Regions from separate parts of the Homo sapiens genome. Here all the other regions are linked to region 6. Evidence: chromatin contacts called from ENCODE Hi-C or POLR2A ChIA-PET data. All regions are on one chromosome and are shown on one strand. Each heading gives the region's core, a stretch centred on a gene start or an enhancer-like site at or near the end of the contact. The rest is flanking DNA. Distances are from core to core; before and after follow the strand shown.

Region 1 (2,868 bases), core at 321-2,820, 590 kb after region 6:
ACTCGATAGCGGTGCCGCTTGCCTGCCAATTTGCCCTTGACGATCTGGGAGCCAGAGAGAGGCACATGCCGCCCATTGAAGCTACAGAGAGAAACAGGGAGGGCAGAGGCTTAAGTGGAACAGGAGAGGGAAGGTTTTTTGATTTTTTTTTTGTTTTTTTTTGAGAGAGTCTTGCTCTGTTGCCTAGGCTGGAGTGCAGTGGCATGATCTCGGCTCACTGCAATGTCCACCTCCTGGGTTCAAGCGATTCTCCTGCCTCAGCCTCTCAAGTAGCTGGGATTACAGGCACCTGCCACCACGCCCAGCCAATTTTTGTATTTTTAGTAGAGACAATTTCACTATGTTGGCCAGGCTGGTCTTGAACTCCTGACCTCAAGTGATCTGCTCGCCTCGGCCTCCCAAAGGATGGGATTACAGGCACCAGCCACTGCGCCTGGCTGGCCTCTGGTTTTTAATAAAACATGACTAGAGTGACTCCATCTTAAAGTGAGTAGCTAGGCACTTACAAGGTTCATGCTTATGGCCTGAAAATAACCACATCCCAGGCTGACCACCAATTATAATTACAGAATATTTATGGCCATACAGAACATGTTCCACCAAGCCTGCAGAATGTCCAAATGTCCTAAGAATGCAGCCCCCATTACTTAAATATAACATAAATGAGCAAGCTTAGGTTGCAGGATTAATGGTCGTGGATAACACCAATAGCCCCTACCTTTAGTGAGCTTATCTGCACACTCCAAGTTTAACTATAGTTCCTTATAGTTTCTTATAAGTAGAAATACTAACAAAGGGCTGTGGGTTTCTCCCCCTGCTTTCTGAGGACACTCTACTCTGTAAAGGAGTAGTTTCCAATAAACTTGTTTCTTTCACTGTGCTCTGTGACTCACCTCTAATTCTTTCCTGTGACAAATTCAAGAACCCGCTCTTGGGGTCTGGACCGGGACCCTCTTTTCCGTCAACAAGACCACTCACCATTCTGGGGCAAAGTCTGCAGGGGCCTGAATAAGCCACAGCTCCGTATCTGGACCCGTCAGCGCCTCCAAGGAGAAACGAGGGGACTCTGAGGCTGGGGGCTTCGCGGTAAAGTTGGGGGGACAAGAGAACCGAGCAGCATCTGCAGCAGAAGGGGAAATGGGGTCGACTGACACCTCCTTGCCGGTCCAATCTTGCAGGGCGCGCCTATCGGTCCATTGGTCTTAACCTCGTGAGCACTCCAGTCCCCTCAACCTGGTTTCTCCTTTCTGCCCACCTGTTCCCCAGGGGCGACCTCAATTTCACCGATCCAACCCCTGGGGGCGCCTTGCTCTCCACGGGTAGCCCCCCACAAGATAACCCTCTCTCCGTTCGAATTCCCGTTCGCCCACTGGGAATGCACGCTCTTCGCAAGTCCTGCTTGCAGGTACGCCTCCTTTTCCGCCCGAACCCTCTCGGACGCCCCTTTCTCCTTCCACCAACGCACCCTCCGCACCCCGTCAACCCGCACCCTCACCGCCGGCCTGGGGCTCCTCCATCCTGGGACCCACACCTCAGGCAACCCTGTAGCCCGGGCTGCTCGCACCAGGTTGCAGACCACGTGGATCCAAAGGGGTAGGGCATCATCCGGGAGCGCCCAACTGGTGCGGGAGCGCGGGGGTAGGCATTGCTCGACTCCCGATCTGCAGGAAAAACTGGGGAAAATTTCAACGTGTGCAGAGCAGAAAACCGAGGAAGAAGTCTTTTTCCGAAAAATGTATTCCCGAAAGCCGCTGATTCGCTGTATTGCTGGAGTCAGAGGCCCGTCGGGTCCCGATGGGTCGCCCCCATCGTCTGTCCAATATGGTTTGTTGCAACGCCTCCTTAAAGGGGCAGCCACACTGCTCTTCCTAAGCCTTAAAGAGACAGGACGGTCGATTGGTCTGAAATTCTTGAAGAGACAGGTAAGAATACTAGTTAGTAGGGCTGTGCTTTCTGTGTTAAATGTCTTCTGGGGAGGCCCAGATGCCTCACAAGTTCAGAACTTGACTGGGAGAAGCGGGAAAATGGAGAAATAGGGGCAATCCGTCCGGAGGGCGTGAAGTTCCAGCCAGGGGCGGGGCTTCTGGACTCCGGGGGAGCGGGAAACATAGGGGGAGGAGCTTGTGGTTCTCGAGGGCGGAGCCTCGGACCCAGGAGCCCCACACGCGTGGAGTGGTGCTGGGCACGGTGTAGCGTTTGTGGATCAAATGGGACTTGTAGATGCCCTCGGGGGTTTAGTCTCATGCGTGGGAAACCTCGATGACTTTCAGGAAGGGACCTGATCGGCGACTCCTCCCTGCCCCAGGGAGCGTGTAAACAGCGGCACGTGGACACAGATTTGGGGGACGCACCCACTTCCCTTCCCACTGGGGCCGCCCCGCGTTGGGCGGCGGTTGGAGCCGCGAGACGGTGGCTAGACAGGGTGACCCGACTGCATTCCTGGCCAGTGTGTCAGCGCCACTTCCCGCCCCCTCTGCCAAGATTTAGGATCCTACTCCAGAATTGGGGCACCCCTTCTCCCCAGGTGGGAGAGGCTTTCCAGAGCGGAGGGAGGGTCAAGGGGAAGGGGAAATGTTTCCCCTATCCAGGATCTCCAGACGGTTTCCTTCGCGTGGGCGAGAGAGACACCGGGGTGCAGCCCCTGCGGGCTCCAGGACTACAATTCCCACAGGACCCGAGGCAAAGAGTCGCCCGAGGGCGGTCGCGGAGGCTGCTGGGGGTTGTAGTCCAAACTAAGATTTTGAACTCTTGCTGGGACATCCTTTGAAGATCCAACCCGCGCTTTTTATCGACGGGGAGATTCGGGCTCAGAGACCCTGGGGGATACTGATCAGGAAAGGGGATAGTGCGCCTGAAGGGGTGGGGCAA
Region 2 (2,700 bases), core at 153-2,652, 910 kb before region 6:
GAATCGTTTGAACCTGGGAGGTGGAGGTTGCAGTGAGCTGAGATCGCGCCATTGCACTCCAGCCTGGGTGACAGAGTAAGACTCTGTCTTGGGGGGGGGGGGTGGAATACAAAAATTAGCTGGGCGCGGTGGCAGGCGCCTGTAGTCCCAACTACTCGGGAGGCTGAGGCAGGAGAGTCTCTTGAACCCCGGCGGCAGAGGTGGCAGTGAGCCAAGATCGCGCCACTGCACTCCAGCCTAGGTGACAGAATGAGACTCCATCTATTAAAAAAAAAAAAAAAAAAAGTTTAAGTTCTACTTTTAGTGGAGATGAGGTTTCACAGTCTTGGCCAGGCTGGCCTCGATCTCCTGATCCACCCGCCTCAGCCTCCCAAAGTGCTGAGATTATAGGCGTGAGCCACCACGCCCAACCTACAGTGTTTTCTTTTTGTTTGTTTTTGTTTTTAAGAAGTTCAAAAAACTTCATGGTTCAAAAACCCATTTAATGCTCAGACATTTGGTGTTCTAATTTCCAAGCTAGGCCAGGAGACAAGAATCAGAAAGAGCCTTGTAATCTGTCTCCTAAACCTTTTCTTCTCCTCCTCTCATTTGGTAAGCCTATCCAGATTAGTAACTACTGAGACAGAGAGAAATGAAATAACTCAGCTAGATAGACAGGAACCCCAGTCCAGAACCCAGGTCTCCTGACACCACCCCCAGCTCTCGTCCCTCCACTCCCCCGCACTGCCCTGGCTGGAGAACAGGAACGCGGAGCATAGGCACATATGGTGGGAGACGCTGGGGGCAAGTCTGTGGAGGGTCCTGACACGCTAAAGACAGTCTGGACTTCATCCTCTGAGGAACCACAGGCTTCTGAGCAAGAATGGCTTGGTCAGGACCGGGCTGGAGAAGGGAATTCCGAGAGCAATCTGAGCCCTCTCCCCCGCCACCTCTGTCCTGCTGTTTCACTCTCATCCACTGGATAAACGCTTCCCATGTAAAGGCCAACTCCAACCTGGTCATAATAAGCATCAGGAAAAACAACTGCTTTACGATGGAATCATGGAAATGCTGACACAGTGGTGGTGTGAGATGCTCCTTTGAAAGGCCTTGTCAGGCCCAGTCTTTGTAATTTCATGGTGGCTCACAGGAAGCGCCTGGGAGCCAGATGCTTTCTGCCTGTGCTCAAGGCCATAATTTCCTTCCCATACTTAAACTGATGACCCTGTGTCTCGCTGACAGAAGATTAGCCAAAGGAACAGGGCAGATAAAGAAGAAGCAAAATCTGAGGAAAACTGGCTGATTTGAAAAAAAATTCCTAAGATTCTTCTTGAGATGAACAACTAAGAAAACTTCCAGATGAACATGATCTGCTGTCTCTGAATGAAAGCCACTGGAAGGCAGGCCAAGCTGGGAATGCTGGCAGCCAGCTCCCTCACGTCACAGATGCGGAAGCTGAAGGGGAGAGGGGAAGGCAGTCCCAGAAACTGCTGTCAGAGCTGTCTGTGCCCTAAGAAAGGCTTTGCGCCCACTTCCCACCCCCATCCCAGTGCTGTCTCTCCACACTCTGCAGAGATGATCACATTAATCAAGACCCTAGAGTCAAAGTGACTGGGAAGGGGACAAAAAAGAATGACATCCAGCCAGTCCCATTTATTAAAGCAATAATCTCCACCCCTCACTAAATGTATACTTCTATAAAATTCTGCTTGTATGTTCTATATGGCACCTAGCCACCACTCAACACTTCAAGATATATTTCAGAGAAAAAAAAAAAGGCGAATTTCAAACTATAAGTAACATATCCTGTTGGGGAGCCCAAAAATAACTAAGAAAACATTTGTGATCATACAAGGAACTGAATAAGTGCATTTTCTATAAAGTGCTAGCTTCATGATTTTCCTTTAGATAAGAGACCAAAATAGTAGTTTGTTCTTCCTTATCAATCGTCATTCCTTAGAAAGTGCTTGGCCAGTAATATCAGGAAGATCAACGAGTCATCTCTTATCACTGGTTTAGCCCTCGGACTTAAGAAGGAAATCAGGTCTGGCCTACTCTTCCATGACAGCTGTCCTAATTGCTAGAGGAAGTCACCTTGACCTCATATATTTGGCTGCTATTCAGAATACCATGTCTCTTGGTCCAAATTATCAAAAGCATACATTAGGTAACAACATACCTTTCTCAGTTACATATGCACAGAATGCCCAAGATAAACCCACTGAGTGGTTCCCTCCGTGGCCTCACCTCCCACTCCCTGGCTCTGAATGGCCCTGGGAAGAGCACAGAGCAGCTACTTTCTTTTGAATCGTCTTAAAATCAATGCACAACAACGTACATCACCATTATAAAAACCCTGTCAGCAGACCGACTCTGACTCCCACGGCATTTACTATGTTAAAATCTTATGGGAAACTTGTACCATAGCTAATATGATTACTGTGTGCAGAATGAAGAGAGGGTTTGGGGATGAGTAGGTGTCTCAACCCAGTTCCTTCACTATTGCATGTGTCTCCCCAATGCCGCAGACCACTCCCCGGCCCCTGAATCCATCTGTGATTTCTGCTTTCTGCTCAGAAAACCCACTGTCAAGGCCTTAACTTAAGAGAGCCTGTCAGAGCCTTAGCTTTGCCATCTCTAACACCACGATCCCTTCTGGCTATTACCGCTCCTCAAGGGTACAGGTGTGGGCACAGAAACATATATAATCTGTTCATACCA
Region 3 (2,734 bases), core at 35-2,534, 920 kb after region 6:
AGGGAACTGGGGACAGATGGAGGTCATGGAGTGTAATTTGCAAGGCCTTCAGCAGGGTGGGGCTACTTTAGATACTGTTGGTCAGGGCCCTCTGCTCTCAGGAGGACAATGGAACCCAGACCTGAATAACAATGTGCAGAACTCCAAGAGATCAGCATCTGAAATCAGCATCTGGGCTGAGGACAGCTGGGGGAGGACAGGTTCTTGCCCTGACCTCAGGGGGCTTGCATTGGGTGGGGGAGAGGACAGTCCACAAGCCGTTCTATACTGTCGTGCAGTCGGTGCCAGGAAGAAAAGAATACTCATCAGGGATTGAGGGTGGGGCAGGGTGTCGATGCCACTTCAAACAGTGAGCAGACAGAACTGCTTAGGGGAGGGAAGTTCAAGGAGGCGGAGTGGAGGCAGGTGAGCTGCTTGGCTATTTGGTTTTAATGGCGACTTCTGGTCTAGGAACAGAGTCGATGTGTATGATTACAGTCCTCCTCTGCTCAAAACCCTCCTAAGGCTCCGGTCTCAGGAAAACCAAAAGACCTTAAAGCGATCAAAAGATTGCTTGGATCTGCCCCCATATTTTCACTGAACTCAATCCCCAACCCGTATTGCCTCTCCCTTTCCTTGTAATTCCTCAATGCCCAGGCCCACTGGCTGGGCTTCCTTCCCTCCAGCCTCAGCTCCACCATGCCCTTTCCCATCATAGGGGAGAAAATTGAATCCCTCAACCCCAGTAACCCTCTCCGCCTTTCCAGCTTTCTTTTGCTCCATGGCACTGGTCATCATGAAGGGCCATCTATATTTTACGTAATTATGTTTATAGTGTCTTCCCCCACCGTCTGAACTCCGTGCAAACAAAGATTATCTTCTGTTTATTCCCTCCTGTATTCTCAGGGCTTCAAACAGAGCCTGGCGCACAGGAGGCACTCAGTGAATGCTTGCAAAATGAATTTTTATTGTAATGCATTTAATGAAATAGCCCAGATTACTATCAGGCACCTAATAAGAAACGTGACCGACTATTTTTCTCGCTTGGGGGTGCGTGTGGGCATGCCGTGTCTCAGTTTCACCCGCCCTAAAACGGGATCAGGGATAGCTGTTTCAATGCCTTGTGGGAACTCGGTGTGATTAAATTTGGTCACTAAGCCAAACGCACGGGACACTGCCTAGATTGAGTTAGGCCGCCGTCAGGGCCCCAGCAGGGCGGCTCGGTCCCCTCCCATGAGCCCCGCCCTGGTAGGCGGAGCCACGGGCCCGGCCAGCACGTGTAAGAGTTCGCGGCGGGTCGCCGCAGTCACTCACCTGAGCGCGCACGGTCCGCGCGTCCTCCGCTCGTGCGTCCTCCGCCCGCCCGCCTGCCTGCCTGCCCGCCCGCTCGCTCGCCCGGCCCGCGACTCATGTCCCGCCGCAAGGCCGGCAGCGCGCCCCGCCGAGTAGAGCCCGCGCCCGCCGCCAACCCAGACGACGAGATGGAAATGCAGGACCTCGTCATCGAACTCAAGCCCGAGCCAGACGCGCAGCCCCAACAGGCCCCAAGGCTGGGGCCCTTCTCCCCGAAGGAGGTGTCCTCGGCGGGGCGGTTCGGCGGCGAACCCCACCACTCCCCTGGCCCCATGCCCGCCGGGGCCGCCCTCCTCGCCCTCGGCCCGCGGAACCCGTGGACCCTGTGGACGCCGTTGACCCCGAACTATCCCGGTGAGCACCCCGGGCCCTGGGCCCAGCCTCCCTTACCTTTGACCCTCGGGTGGGACCCTTCCCTTTGGGCATGGGCCCCTCGCCCTGCCTTATCTCCTTCGCCCCGTCCTGCCCCTCAGGCCCCCTTCTGACCTTCGGTTTCCCCTCTCCTTCAGCACCCTCAGCCCCCATCCTGGCCCCACCCCACGCTCACCACCCGCTTCCTCCCTGCAGACCGCCAGCCCTGGACCGACAAACACCCAGATCTGTTGACCTGCGGCCGCTGCCTGCAGACCTTCCCGTTGGAGGCCATCACTGCCTTCATGGACCACAAGAAGCTGGGCTGTCAGCTCTTCAGAGGCCCCAGCCGCGGCCAGGGCTCAGGTGAGTAAAGCCGGGTGCAGTCCCCCTCTCAAGTTCGAGGGCTGGGCTTCCTGCTGGAAAGGGGCTGGGCTGGACGGCAGGGCACTGAGCACTACTTCCCCTTTCTCGCTCCCCATCGGGTGCAGCCTAGGCGTGGCCAGGGCCTGCCCGTCCTAGGGCAGGGACCAGTGGTGGCGGTGGAGGGGGGGCGGGGGGGGACTGGGCAGGGAAGGAGGGCCGCCTACAGGGTGTGGCCAGCCCCAGAAGACTAGCCCGGGATTTTGCCCCCCCCAACACACACCCCAACCTGGTTTCACTTCTCCTTCCCCTTGGCCAGAAATAACTGGCCAGGTGGCTGGACCAGGGTGGCAGTAGGAGGGGACCTCTAGGGAGGGCAGCGGCCGGGGGGAGGGGGAGTGGAGGCCAGCTGGAATGGGGAGGTTGCCACCCCCTCCTGTCTCTCTCTGTCAATTCTGATTGAGGTGCTAGTACAGCTGAGTGTTCAGAGCCAAGGAAGGGGCTTCTGGCTTCCCTCGGTGATGGAATCTCCCAGCCCCGCGTGCTGGGAATCCCCTGGTTTGAGCGAGCTCCCGGGTGCTGGACACCCGGGTTCCTTCTCTTGGGAGGGAATTAAAAGCCTTCACATGGGGCTTGACCCTCGGTGAGCTTTTGGTCAGTGTTGGCTGCAGGGCTTAATCCAAACCTA
Region 4 (2,830 bases), core at 32-2,531, 570 kb after region 6:
GAGGTCACAAAGTGACCTCAGGATCAGCTGAGGTCAGGAGTTTGAGACCAGCCTGGCCAACATGGTGAAACCCCGTCTCTACTAAAAATACAAAAAAAAAAAAAAAAAAAAAAAATTAGCCGGGCATGGTGGCACATGCCTGTAATCCCAGCTACTAAGGAGGCAGGAGAATCGCTTGAACCCGGGAGGGGGAGGTGCAGTGAACTGAGATCGCGCCATTGCACTCCAGCCTGGGTAATAAGAGCGAAACTCCGTCTCGAAAAAAAAAAAAAAAAGAAAAAAAAGAATTTATCATTATGACCCTGGGTTATGGCAGGGCTCTTAACACACCAAAAGCAAAAGTCAGAACGGAACAGATTGATAAATAGTTGCGCATAAACACAAATAACTTCTGTGCCAAAAATAACTAAAGTTAAAGCCCAAAGTAGAAACTAGGAGGAAATGTTTGCAATATGGGTAACTAAGGATTAGAATCAGAATCCATAAAGTACCCCTAGAAATTAATAGTAATAAAAAAGCCATACAACCCATTTTAAAAATGGACAAGGAATATGAGCAAGCAATTCACAGAAGACAAAATTTACAAGACCAATACTTTCACAAAAAACATTCCATTTCCTTAGTAATCAGAGAGCTGCAAGTTAGAACAGTGTGATACTATCCTTTCAGGAAGTGACTAATACTAACTCATCAGCCAGGCCCCTGCTCAGATGTCCCTTCCTCCAGGAAGCCCTTCCGGACTCCGGGGCTGAGTCAGGCGCTCCCCCTGACCCCCATCCCACGGCTCTCCCGGGATCTCCCATCCCAGACCTGCCCATTCTGGGTCAGCACTGGGAACGTGTCTGTGTCCCTTACTGAACCGTAAGCTCCGGGAGGACAACACGGGGCTGTCGTTGGTCACTGCTGTGTCACCAGCACGGACTCGCACAGGACCGGGAAGAGAGGAAGCGCGTGGGGGGAATAGGTGTGGAATAAATGAATGAATGAGGAAACTGAAGCCAAGTCAATGTCTGAGTTGGATTCAAACTTAAGTCTCTCCTTACTGAGAGGAGGGACCAAGTTGGATCTCCTGCGATCTGTTCTCCACTGAGCCCTGCCAGGATTCTGGGCACACAGAAGCGCTCAGTAAGGGCTTTGAAACTTAACAGTTTGGGAGCCAGATCCTCAGGCCACATCTCTCTCCTCCCACGACCTCCGCGGTCCTCCAGAACCATAGAGAGTTGTACAGAGATCGCCCTGCTCTATGCTCTACTCTCCTGGGGAGCGGGGCCAGAGAGGCCGGAAGTGCTGCGAGCCCTGGGCCACGCTGGCCGTGCTGGCAGTGGGCCGCCTCGATCCCTCTGCAGTCTTTCCCTTGAGGCTCCAAGACCAGCAGGTGAGGCCTCGCGGCGCTGAAACCGTGAGGCCCGGACCACAGGTGCGGGAGGCGGAGACTGCGGGTGGAGATTGGCGCCGCGGAAGCCAATCATTGCCGAGTCTGAGAGATGGACAAGGCCAGGCGTGGGGAGGGCGTCCAGATGCTAGCCTCGGGGGCCGGACGAACGGAAGGCGGGGGATGGTGGGGACGGAGCCAATAGAATCCGGTGGGGGCGAGGGGCGGAGCGATGGGACTTGTGGACCTGTAAGGGGCGGGGCGAGCCGAAGGTGGAGGTCAAAGGGGCGTGGCGTTACAGAGCCTCTAGCGCTGGGTGTTGGGGACCTGACGCTATGGAGCTCTCGGAGTTTTGTGGGGGACGGCTGTGAGTGGGGGGTTCCTGCTGCGGGATGAGAACGTAGACGCCAGTGGCTCACTCGCTCCTGGCACCTTCCCTTTCAGGCTCCAGATGGACCCTGGGAAGGACAAAGAGGGGGTGCCCCAGCCCTCAGGGCCGCCAGCAAGGAAGAAATTTGTGATACCCCTCGACGAGGATGAGGTCCCTCCTGGAGTGGTAGGACAAGGAGATGCGGGGCCCCTGGGAGGCTGGGGGCTGTTAGGACGAAGAGGATAGGATGGGGCCTGTGGGACCAGGGTGTGGGTTAGTGGATTTGGGGGCCACGGACGACTTGGGGAAACAGTCCTTGGTCCTCCCCAGGTCCCAGTTTCCCCATCTGTGAAATGGATGGGTGGTTCTAAGAGAGGGCTAAGGCAGAGGCCAGACACTGGCATTCAGCAGGTAGCCCCTGATGTGTTTTACGAGGCCAGCACCCTGATTTTTCAAGACATGAATTTATTGCTCGTGTTTAAGAATCGCCAGGTTTTGCAATCTTAAAAAAATCTACACTTTAGACATATTTTGGTAAATGGAAGGACCTGGCAATATTGAAATCTCCTTCCCAAGGGAAAACAATCGACGGGTGATGAGCATTGGCTATGAAGAAAAGGAAAGTGGGCTAAGGATGTAGGGCATGATGGGGGAGAGGACCTTCCTACTCTATTTATTTATTTATTTATTTATTTTTTTGAGACAGAGTCTCGCTCTTTTGCCCAGGCTGGAGTGCACTGGCACCATCTCGGCTCACTGCAACCTCTGCCTCCTGGGTTCAAGCGATTCTCCTGCCTCAGCCTCCCGAGTAACTGGGATTACAGGAGCGCGCCTGGCTAATTTTTGTATTTTTAGTAGAGACGGGTTTCACCATGTTGGTCAGGCTGGTCTCGAACCTCAAGTGATCCGCCCACCTCGGCCTCCCAAAGTGCTGGGATGTACAGGCATGAGCCACCATGCCTGGCCCCTTCCTACTTTAGATAGGAAGGTCAAGGGAGGGCCTCTCTGAGGAGGTGACATCTTGGTAGAGACGTGAAAGAGGTGAGGGAGTGAGCCATGGCGACATCTGGGGTAGAGGGAACAGCCAG
Region 5 (2,908 bases), core at 310-2,809, 820 kb after region 6:
GGTCCCCGCGCGCCAGGCGCACGCTGTGGGCCGCCGCCAGCCCCGCCGCCTGGGCTGCCGCCAGCCTACTAGCCAGGGCGGCCACGTCGCGGCCTGCACGGCGGTAGACACCGCTCACGGCGGCCGCCACGTCGTGGTCCAGCCGCGCCTGGCTCTCCGCCAGCCGAAGTTGCAGGAGCGAGCGCGCGGGGGCGGGCGCCGGGGCCTCCTCCGTGCCCCAGGCCTCCTCCGCCGATTCCCGCTGCACCACGAGTGGAGGCAGGTCCCTCGGCGCGGCCGTCGGTTCCGGCTCCGGCTCCGGCTCCGAGTCGGTCTCCGCGGCTTCCCCAGCCACCCGCAGCCCCGTGGGGCGGCCGCGCGTCGGGCCCGAAGGACCCAGGTACAGCTCCTCCTCCTCCGACGAGGACGCAGAGCGCTCGGAATCCGTCTCGGTCGCCTCCCCCGGCACCACCGTCTCCGGCCTCCGCAGGGGCCTCCGCCGACGACCCTGGGACGCCATGGCACCGAACTAGGGGAGAAGAGCGAAGGGACTGCACGTGAGACCGGCGCCGCGGTGGGTAAAAGGCGCAGGTCCTGGATTCCCAGCCCCTTCGCTGATTCTCTTAACGACTTGGTGTCAGCTGCTCCCCGTCTGGGCCTCAGTTTCCTCTTCTGTAAACTGGGTGATGATGGGGGTTACTGGACCCCAGGCTCTTCAGCGTACAGATGGGGAAACTGAAGACCAGCTCGAACAAGGATCTGGGGCCCGAGTTCCCGGAGTCCCAAGCCGAGGTCTTTACGAATTTGCCTCCTAGTAGAGGCCACACCCTCCACCTGGTCCACCATGCCAATCTCAGACCCGGAAGCACACGGGCCCGTGAGCTGCTCGGGACCAGCGCCAGAGTCGCAGAAAGGATGACAGTCCGACTGGACTCTGCTGGGGGCACTCATGGGATGGGAGAAGCGCTAACGCCAAAGACCGTACCCGGCAGCTGACGCTCGGAGCTTGCGAGATCCGCTTCCTAACCCGAGTGCTGCGTTCTCACCGTGGCAGCTGAAGGGCTGTGATTTCAACCAATAGGGGAGCGGGTTGGGCGGGCATTAGCGGCCAAGTCACGTGGATTCGCCCGGCTACCAATCAGGAAGCAAGTTCTCAGCATCAGCTTTGAGTGAGCGTGCAGAAGAGTCACATGAATGGAGGAACCGCCAATAGAGAAACAGCTGGGCCGGCTCTTCCAGGTTGTGCGACGAGGAAAGTCTGGAGTGGACCAATAGGGATTTTAAAAGCCGAGTATGTCACGTGTAACCAGTAATTTGGCCAATAGGAATGCTCGAGAACCCGGAAATAGGGAAGGGACGGCAGTAAGAGCAGAAGATGTTGCCACATGTGGCCAGAGAAGGCGTAGGCCCGCCCCCTAGTGTCCCAGGCTCACGCGCACACCACCTGAGTCCGGGGCGGGGAGGCGGGGCTAGTCTAAAACACCAATGGAAGCCGGAGTAGGAGGGCTCGCGCCATGACGCAAGAGGCGTGGCTTACCAAGCCTGGCCAATGAGAGCTGGAAGCGCTGGGCGCATCTTTAGGCGTGCGAGGAGGGGGCATGGCGGATACTGTGTTGTTTGAGTTTCTTCACACGGAGATGGTGGCTGAGCTGTGGGCTCACGACCCCGACCCCGGCCCGGGGGTGAGCGCCGGGCTCCGTGGGGAGGAAGCGGGGGCCACCAAGGTAACGCCTCTGGGAGAGCGGAGGGCGCGTCAGGCGTCCGGGTTCGAACCCGGCCCAGCCCCGGCCTTGCAGGGCAACGTCTGGCCCTGGCTTCCTCCTTTGGAAAGTGGCGTTCGCGACGGTGCCGGCTCGGGGTTATTGCTAAATTGAGCGCGATGATTCAGGGTAAAGCACTTAGCTCAAGGCCTGAGTAAGCGGCTAGTAATCATAATAATGCTGTTATTGGGCGTGTGCTGAGGACTCGCCTCCCCCACTTACTAGGTGTGCGACCCAATGACTTAATCTTTGTGTGTCCTAGTTTTCTCTTTTGTAAAATGAGTATCATAACGTACCTAAGCCTCAGCGTGGGACATTTATTTATTCGACACCCACTTATTGAGCGTCTGTTGTATTCCAGGCACCGTTCTAAGACAGAATCCCTTCCTTGTGAAGCTTACATTTCACTAGGGGAGTCAAATAATAAAATGAAATATGCCGGCTGGGCGCTGTAGCTCCCAGCACTTTGGGAGGCCGAGGCCGTCGGATCACCTGAGGTCAGGAGTTCAAGACCAGCCTGGCCATGGTGAAACCCCGTGTCTACAAAAATTAGCCGAGCATGATGGCGGGTACCTGTAATCCCAGCTACTCGGGAGGCTGAGACAGGAGAATGGCTTGAACCTGGGAGGCGGAGGTTGCAGTGAGCCAAGATTGTGCCATTGCACTCCAGCCTAGGCGACAGAGCGAGACTTGTCTCAGGAAAAAAAAAAAAGAGATAATGGGGTTTTGCCATGTTGCCTAGGCTGGTCTTGAACCCCTAGGCTCAAGTGATTCTCCCGCCTGGGCCTCCCAAAGTGCTAGGATTACAGGCGTGAACTACCGTGACTGGCCCGGGACTGTGTGTGTGTGTGTGTGTGTGTGTGTGCGCGCACGCGCATCCTGCTCGGTCGCCCAGGCTGGCTGGAGTGCAGTGATGCAGTCATGGCTCACTGCTGCCTCGACCTCCTGGGCTCAAGCGATCATCCCACTTCTCAGCCTCCCAAGTAGCTGGGACCACAAGCGCTGCTGGCGCCACCACACCTGGCTAATTTTTTGTATTATTATTATTTTTTTTAGTAGAGACGGGTTTTCACTGTTAGCCAGGATGGTCTCCATCTTCTGACCTCGTGATCTGCCCATCTTGGCCTCCCAAAGTGCTAGGATTACAGGCGTGAGCCACTGCACCCGGC
Region 6 (2,700 bases), core at 110-2,609:
GAGTGGTAGCAAAGGAGCTGGTGAGGCATGGTTGGATTCTGGATGTGTTTTGAAGACAGAGCTAATGCGATCTGCTAGACCATATATAAGTAAGACAAAAGGGAGAAGTGAAGAAGACTCCAAGCTAGCCAGGCACGGTGGCTCACGCCTGTAATCCCAACACTTTGGGAGGCTGAGGCGGGTGGATCACCTGAGGTCACGAGTTCAAGACCAACCTGGCCAACATAGTGAAACCCCTTCTCTACTAAAAATACAAACAATTAGCTGGGTGTGGTGGCGGGCGCCTGTAATTCCCTTGAATCTGGGAAGTGGAGGTTTCAGTGAGCCAAGATCGCGCCATTGCACTCCAGCCTGGGCTACAAGAGCGAAACTCTGTCTCAAAAAAAAAAAAAAAAGAACACTCCAAGCTTCTTGATCTTAGTACCTGGCAGGATGAATGTCCCATCAACTGGGTTTGGAGGTTGAAAGGAAGAAATCGCAAGATTGGTTTGGGACAAGTTTATGTCTGAATGTCAGATGAACTTCCAAAGAGAGAAGAGTCGGCCATGATATGAGTCTGGAGTTCAGGGCAGAGATCCAGGCTGGAAATACACACGTGGGAGTTCTCATTAGATAAAGAGGGTGAAGCTAGCCAATGGTATAGACAGAGATGATGTCATTCTACTGATGATGAAGCTGAGGCACAGAAGGGTTAAACAACTGGCCCAAAGCCACAGTAATGATCAGTGGCAGAGCCAGGATTCAAATTCGGGATTCAACCCGACGCCAGAGCCCACATTCTTAACCATCAGTAGAGTAAGTTTAAGAGTTAATTCACCTAAAACACTTGGCAGGTGCACAGCACATAGCAAACGCCACAGGCATAATAGGGCTTCACATCTCTTTAAAGTACATGCTCATCCCTGGAGGTCTCCTTCCCTCCCTTCCTCAATATTGCTTCTTCCCACGACTTTCACCCAAATCAAAGCTTGTAAAGCATAGTGCGCTGTAATAACCCTCTGCCTTAAAACCTCCTACTAAATCGCCACGCTGCATTCCAAGGACGTCTCTATATTTTACCATCTGCTGTCTCCTGCTTTACAACTTTCCCCATTGAAGACCCTCCTGCGATATACAGATCACCCCCAACTCACATGCTGCGCTCAGCCTCACAACCCCTCAATCAAGCGCCTACCCTTGTTAAAGGGCACCCTCCCTCCCGATTCCTACAAGGCCAGGTCAGCTGCCCACCGCAGCCCACTCTCCCCCGAGAGAAGCCCCTTCCCCTCCACCTAAGACCTCCACCACGGCCCGCGCAACCGCCACTCCCGCGGCCTCTCACCTTCTCCACTAGCAACCCTCCTCGCGAGCGGTTCAACTGACGAAGCTCCAGCCCCGCCCCAGGATCCGGCGTTCTCGCTTCTGATTGGTCACAGCTTACCAGCAGCCAAGTTTCCATTAGCCAAAAGAGACGCCCATCACTCTGTCCCTCCCCCAGAGGAGAACCCGCCCTCCAAAACTTCCAATTGGCTAACTAAGAAGAGGCTGTCCCAAATGGGTTGGGGGAGGCACCTAACGTCGGGCTCTTCTCTAATCACTACTGGCTAATAATGCTGCCAGTCATACAAAAAGGTTGTTCCCCAGAGTGGAAGGGAAAGAATCCCGGAAGTAGCCCCTTGACTCCACCTATTACCCCCTGCGGGAGGGTAGGCCGCGCCCACGTGGTGGGGAGGGCCTGGAAGGGAGAGCCGGGTGTGCATGCGCATGGGGAGATAGTGGCCGCGGCTCCGGAAACTGGGGAGTGGTCTCAGCATAAAGACAGGTTGAGATTTGTCATCGCTTGGTGCATTCCAAACCTGCACTAAGCATTTTGCAGGACTTGGCTTATTTAAACTTTATAACAGCCCTGCAAAGTTATTATGATTTCCATTTTACCACTAAGAAAACAGTCTCAGAGAGGTATAGCCACTAGCCCGGGTTCACACGGCTTTTGAACGACCCATATTTTAAACCGATCAGTCATGAACTGGAAGGATCCAGCTAAAGGAATTGAGCGCGGGGATGGGGGAGGAGGGACCTCTTTAAGAAAGGAAAATAAAGTTTAAAGAAAAAAAAAAACTGACATGAAAGTTTACTTAGAATATGAAATAATAACAAATTACATATTTAAAAGAGCCAAATACCACAAACATTGCAAAATCCCAAAGGATAACGTAATGTTTTTATTAATTTTCTGCCTGACACACCTCTGTGATGTTTCCTACTTTTTCAGCTGCATGTTTCACAATATCCTTGTCTACAAAGAGAAAAGTAAGTTATCTTTCCTCTAGCGTGGTTGATGGAACTTTTTAAAAATTCATTATAATTTAGAACAAGTTTCAGCTTCACAAATCAGTATTGGTGATGTTATTGAAGTCTTTTGGAAATCTAGAAAAACTTCTGGCCAGGCGCGGTGGCTCACACCTGTAATCCCAGCACTTTGGGAATCACGAGGTCAGGAGTTCGAGACCAGCCTGAACCACCTGGTGAAACCCTGTCTCTACTAAAAATATAAAAAATTAGCTGGGCGCAGTAGCGGACGCCTGTAATCCCAGCTACTCAGGAGGCTGAGGCAGGAGAATCACTTGAACTCGGGAGGCGGAGGTTGCAGTGAGCCAAGATCGTGCCACTGCACGCCAGCCTGGGCAACAGAGTGAGATGCCACCTCCAAAAAAAAAAAAA
Region 7 (2,737 bases), core at 53-2,552, 860 kb before region 6:
CAGGTTGAGGCTTCAGTGAGCTGAGATCATGCCACTGCGCTACAGCCTGGGTGACCAAGGGAGACCCTCTTTCAGAAAAAAGCAAAAACAAAGACACACCAAAAAAACACTAAACTAACTGCTGACCTGGAGGGTTTTTTTTTTTTTTGACAGAGTTTCGCTCTTGTCATTCCAGCTAGGGTGCAATGGTGTGATCTCGGCTCACTGCAACCTCTGCCTCCCAGGTTCAAGCAATTCTCCTGCCTCAGCTTCCCGAGTTGCTGGGATTACAGGCACCTGCCATCACACCCAGCTAATTTTTATATTTTTAGTAGAAATGGTTTCACCGTGTTGGCCATGCTGGTCTCGAAGTCCTGACCTTAGGTGATCCACCCACCTCAGCTTCTCAAAGTGCTGGGATTACAAGCATGGGCCATCATGCCCCCGCCAAACTAGAGATTTTTTTTTTTTTTTGGAGTCTCTCTCTATTGCCCAGGCTGGAGTGCAGTGGCGAGATCTGGGCTCACTGCAACCTCTGCCTCCGGGCTTCAAGTGATTCTCCTGCCTCAGCCTCCCGAGTAGCTGGGACTACAGGTGCGCACCACCATGCCTGGCTAATTTTTTGTATTTTTAGTAGAGATGGGGTTTCGCCATGCTGGCTAGGCTGGTCTCGAACTCCTAACCAAGTGATCTGCCTGCCTCGGACTCCCAAAGTGCTGGGATTACAGGAGTAAGCCACCGCGCCGGGCCGGTTCAAATTTATGCTTTTAAACTGTTGTCTCCCGAGAGACACACGCAACGTATTTTAAGCAAAACACTGGCTTGGTGTTGTGGTGGCTCATGCCTGTAATCCTGGTGATTTGGAAGGCTGAGGGTCGCTTGAAGCTGAGTTCGAGATCAACCTAGGCAATATATCTAGACCCCTGTCTCTATTTTTAAAAAAATTAAAGAAATCACTGGATGAGGAATGGAAAGACATTTTCTATCTCCCCAGGACAGTTTTTTAAAATTTAAAACTACTATTCCCAGCATGCCCTTCTCCCCTGGGTGGGGGGAGGGGACCTAAGAGAACTACATTTCCCTGAATGCAACGCCTTCACCGCTGGTTCTTCAGCATCTCGGGAATTGTAGTCCTCTGTAAAGATGTTTGTCCACAAATCCCAGCATGCACTTGGGATCTGACTCGTTTGGTAGGAAAAGGACTGGCTCTGACTCTTCACCCATCTTCACCCAGGCTGGCCCCTTTGGTGAAACTACAACTCCCAGGGGTCTGTGCGCGAGAAGGCAGGCGGGTTTTTCTACCGGAAGTCCGCTCTAGCTCTGGGCCCTACAACTGCACCCTGAGCCGGAGCTGCCCAGTCGCCGCGGGACCGGGGCCGCTGGGGTCTGGACGGGGGTCGCCATGGTAACGGGGGAGCGCTACGCCGGGGACTGGCGGAGGGGGGGCCCACGCGTAAATAGCCGAGGCTGGATCGGGCGCTGACAAGTCCCTTCTCTGCCGCGGATGGTCTGGGTCAGGCGCGGGCTCTGGGGATTGGGACCGATCCAGGGCCGGGAAGGAGGGCACAGGGCGGTGATTCTGCGCGCGGGGGTTACCAGGGGTCTCGCGGCGACGGGCATTGGGGGTGGTGTTCCAAGGGGAAAGGGCTGTGCAGGTGGGAAACGTTGTAGATGGTTGGAAGCTTTGAAACGAGAGGAAACTCGTGAGACACAGTCTTGTGGGTAGCGAGAAGGCATTGGAGGTGGGGAGAGGGCGTCCGAAAGAGGAAGGCGCTCTGGAAGTGTGGCGGGAGCGCTGGGACGAGAACGCGAGACCTTGGAAAAGGGGAGGGAGGTTTTCTTGATGGGAGGAGTCTCTAGAGACAAGGATCTGATTGCAGGTGGAGAGGGGATGTTGAGACAGGGGCAGGAGACTGCCTGTGAGAGAGGGATGATCTCAAGAAGAGACCTGGCACAGGAAACCAAAAGGAGGCAACTGTAGGGAATGAAACTTAAGGGTCTGGGAAAGCGCTGTAAAAGGAGAGAGGACCTGGAGGTAAGATGGACACTCGGAAAGAATGGGGAGCAACTGAATAGGTCTTTCCAAGAGGAGAGATCTTGTGGGGTGGGGAGTAGGCTTGAAAGTGTGAGACCTGGGGAGGAATCTTTGTTGGGGCAAAGACTCAACATTGGATTTAGGAGTGCCCCTATCCCCCAGGTTGGGGCTTTGGATCTAGGAAAGGGTTCTTTGGGCTGGAAGTTGGGAAAGAAAACGAATGAGAAAGAGTGTCAGAGCGGGGGCGGAGTCTCCTCCAGGAACAGGGTCCTTGGAGGCAAAATGTGACCTTTTGAAGAAGGGAGGAAGCTTGGGAGTGGGACAAGGGATGTCACCAGTAAAAAGCCCATTGAGGCCCCAAGGAGGGGAACTGAGACTGAGAAAGTGGAGGTCAAAAGGGAACAACTCCAGAGGAGGGGGATTGGAGACAGGGAAGGTTGGGGGGCATCTAGAGGGGACAGCAGAGGCGTGAGGATGCAGAGATTCAGGACGGAGGGGACTTGAGATTCCAAATGGGAAGAAAACAGGGAGAGGTATACAAGGGAATTTGGGAGTAAGAGGCAGAGCTTTTTGTCAACTCTGTGGGTTTGCTTCTAGTTCTCCTAACTGTGTGAATATGTCTCCGGCTCTGCTCCCAGGCTGTGGCTGCCTGGTGTAGGCCCCCCAACGTCCCTTCCTGCCTGGGACCCCTGCCCTGCTAGGAAGTGGTTTTCCCTGGCTCAG

The links. Hi-C counts contacts between places; a loop is a spot of excess contacts on that map. ChIA-PET counts read pairs that join two places held with the same protein, here RNA polymerase II (POLR2A). Pooled maps may share reads with other maps.
Region 1: a map of B cell shows a loop between it and region 6 (6-fold over the local background). The contact joins the promoter of POLR1G here to the promoter of CCDC61 in region 6. A Hi-C loop is called at or near these places in 3 of 168 maps with a recorded cell type or tissue (B cell and naive thymus-derived CD4-positive, alpha-beta T cell) and 7 of 50 pooled maps.
Region 2: a loop to region 6 is called in a map of transverse colon, with 17 times the contacts of the local background. The contact joins the enhancer-like site here to the promoter of CCDC61 in region 6. A Hi-C loop is called at or near these places in 1 of 168 maps with a recorded cell type or tissue (transverse colon). POLR2A ChIA-PET finds 5 or more read pairs at or near these places in 1 of 52 experiments (activated B cell).
Region 3: a pooled map shows a loop between it and region 6 (9-fold over the local background). The contact joins the promoter of ZNF296 here to the promoter of CCDC61 in region 6. A Hi-C loop is called at or near these places in 1 of 168 maps with a recorded cell type or tissue (CD4-positive, alpha-beta T cell) and 2 of 50 pooled maps. POLR2A ChIA-PET finds 5 or more read pairs at or near these places in 1 of 52 experiments (activated CD4-positive, alpha-beta T cell).
Region 4: a pooled map shows a loop between it and region 6 (8-fold over the local background). The contact joins the promoter of ERCC1 here to the promoter of CCDC61 in region 6. A Hi-C loop is called at or near these places in 6 of 50 pooled maps. POLR2A ChIA-PET finds 5 or more read pairs at or near these places in 2 of 52 experiments (HEK293 and PC-9).
Region 5: a loop to region 6 is called in a pooled map, with 13 times the contacts of the local background. The contact joins the promoter of TRAPPC6A here to the promoter of CCDC61 in region 6. A Hi-C loop is called at or near these places in 10 of 50 pooled maps.
Region 7: a pooled map shows a loop between it and region 6 (7-fold over the local background). The contact joins the promoter of AP2S1 here to the promoter of CCDC61 in region 6. A Hi-C loop is called at or near these places in 8 of 50 pooled maps. POLR2A ChIA-PET finds 5 or more read pairs at or near these places in 2 of 52 experiments (GM12878 and OCI-LY7).

Annotation. Positions count from the first base shown.
Region 1 is chr19:45,405,346-45,408,213 of GRCh38, reverse strand. It overlaps POLR1G (RNA polymerase I subunit G), which reads right to left and starts at 1,570. Exons shown (of 3, transcript NM_012099.3): 1 at 1,496-1,570; 2 at 979-1,120; 3 at 1-81. The coding sequence starts at 1,517. It overlaps ERCC1 (ERCC excision repair 1, endonuclease non-catalytic subunit), which reads left to right. Exons shown (of 10, transcript NM_001983.4): 10 at 1-880. It also overlaps a transcript of PPP1R13L not described here. RefSeq lists enhancers at 2,294-2,493, 2,464-2,868.
Region 2 is chr19:46,902,958-46,905,657 of GRCh38, reverse strand. All of the region lies in intron 1 of ARHGAP35 (Rho GTPase activating protein 35), which reads right to left. Among named protein-coding and RNA genes, the nearest start is that of ARHGAP35, 43 kb to the right of the region's middle. Within about 2 kb of position 1,402, at least 14 of the 41 ENCODE cell types and tissues checked have a DNase peak (open chromatin) inside an H3K27ac peak, as active enhancers do.
Region 3 is chr19:45,075,028-45,077,761 of GRCh38, reverse strand. ZNF296 (zinc finger protein 296) reads left to right here and starts at 1,284. Exons shown (of 3, transcript NM_145288.3): 1 at 1,284-1,686; 2 at 1,900-2,049. The coding sequence starts at 1,389. It also overlaps a transcript of GEMIN7 not described here. RefSeq lists silencers at 1,088-1,497, 1,588-1,827, 2,158-2,467.
Region 4 is chr19:45,422,368-45,425,197 of GRCh38, reverse strand. ERCC1 (ERCC excision repair 1, endonuclease non-catalytic subunit) reads left to right here and starts at 1,281. Exons shown (of 10, transcript NM_001983.4): 1 at 1,281-1,417; 2 at 1,817-1,928. The coding sequence starts at 1,824. RefSeq lists enhancers at 553-847, 1,096-1,145, 1,206-1,295.
Region 5 is chr19:45,176,888-45,179,795 of GRCh38, reverse strand. It overlaps TRAPPC6A (trafficking protein particle complex subunit 6A), which reads left to right and starts at 1,559. Exons shown (of 6, transcript NM_001270891.2): 1 at 1,559-1,661. The coding sequence starts at 1,578. It overlaps BLOC1S3 (biogenesis of lysosomal organelles complex 1 subunit 3), which reads right to left and starts at 1,012. Exons shown (of 2, transcript NM_212550.5): 1 at 965-1,012; 2 at 1-508. The coding sequence starts at 499. RefSeq lists enhancers at 1-225, 766-1,085, 1,156-1,225, 1,238-2,181 and silencers at 106-415, 1,586-1,805.
Region 6 is chr19:45,994,126-45,996,825 of GRCh38, reverse strand. It overlaps CCDC61 (coiled-coil domain containing 61), which reads right to left and starts at 1,359. Exons shown (of 14, transcript NM_001267723.2): 1 at 1,322-1,359. RefSeq lists enhancers at 1,242-1,421, 1,812-2,001.
Region 7 is chr19:46,849,411-46,852,147 of GRCh38, reverse strand. It overlaps AP2S1 (adaptor related protein complex 2 subunit sigma 1), which reads left to right and starts at 1,302. Exons shown (of 5, transcript NM_004069.6): 1 at 1,302-1,384. The coding sequence starts at 1,382. RefSeq lists an enhancer at 978-1,287.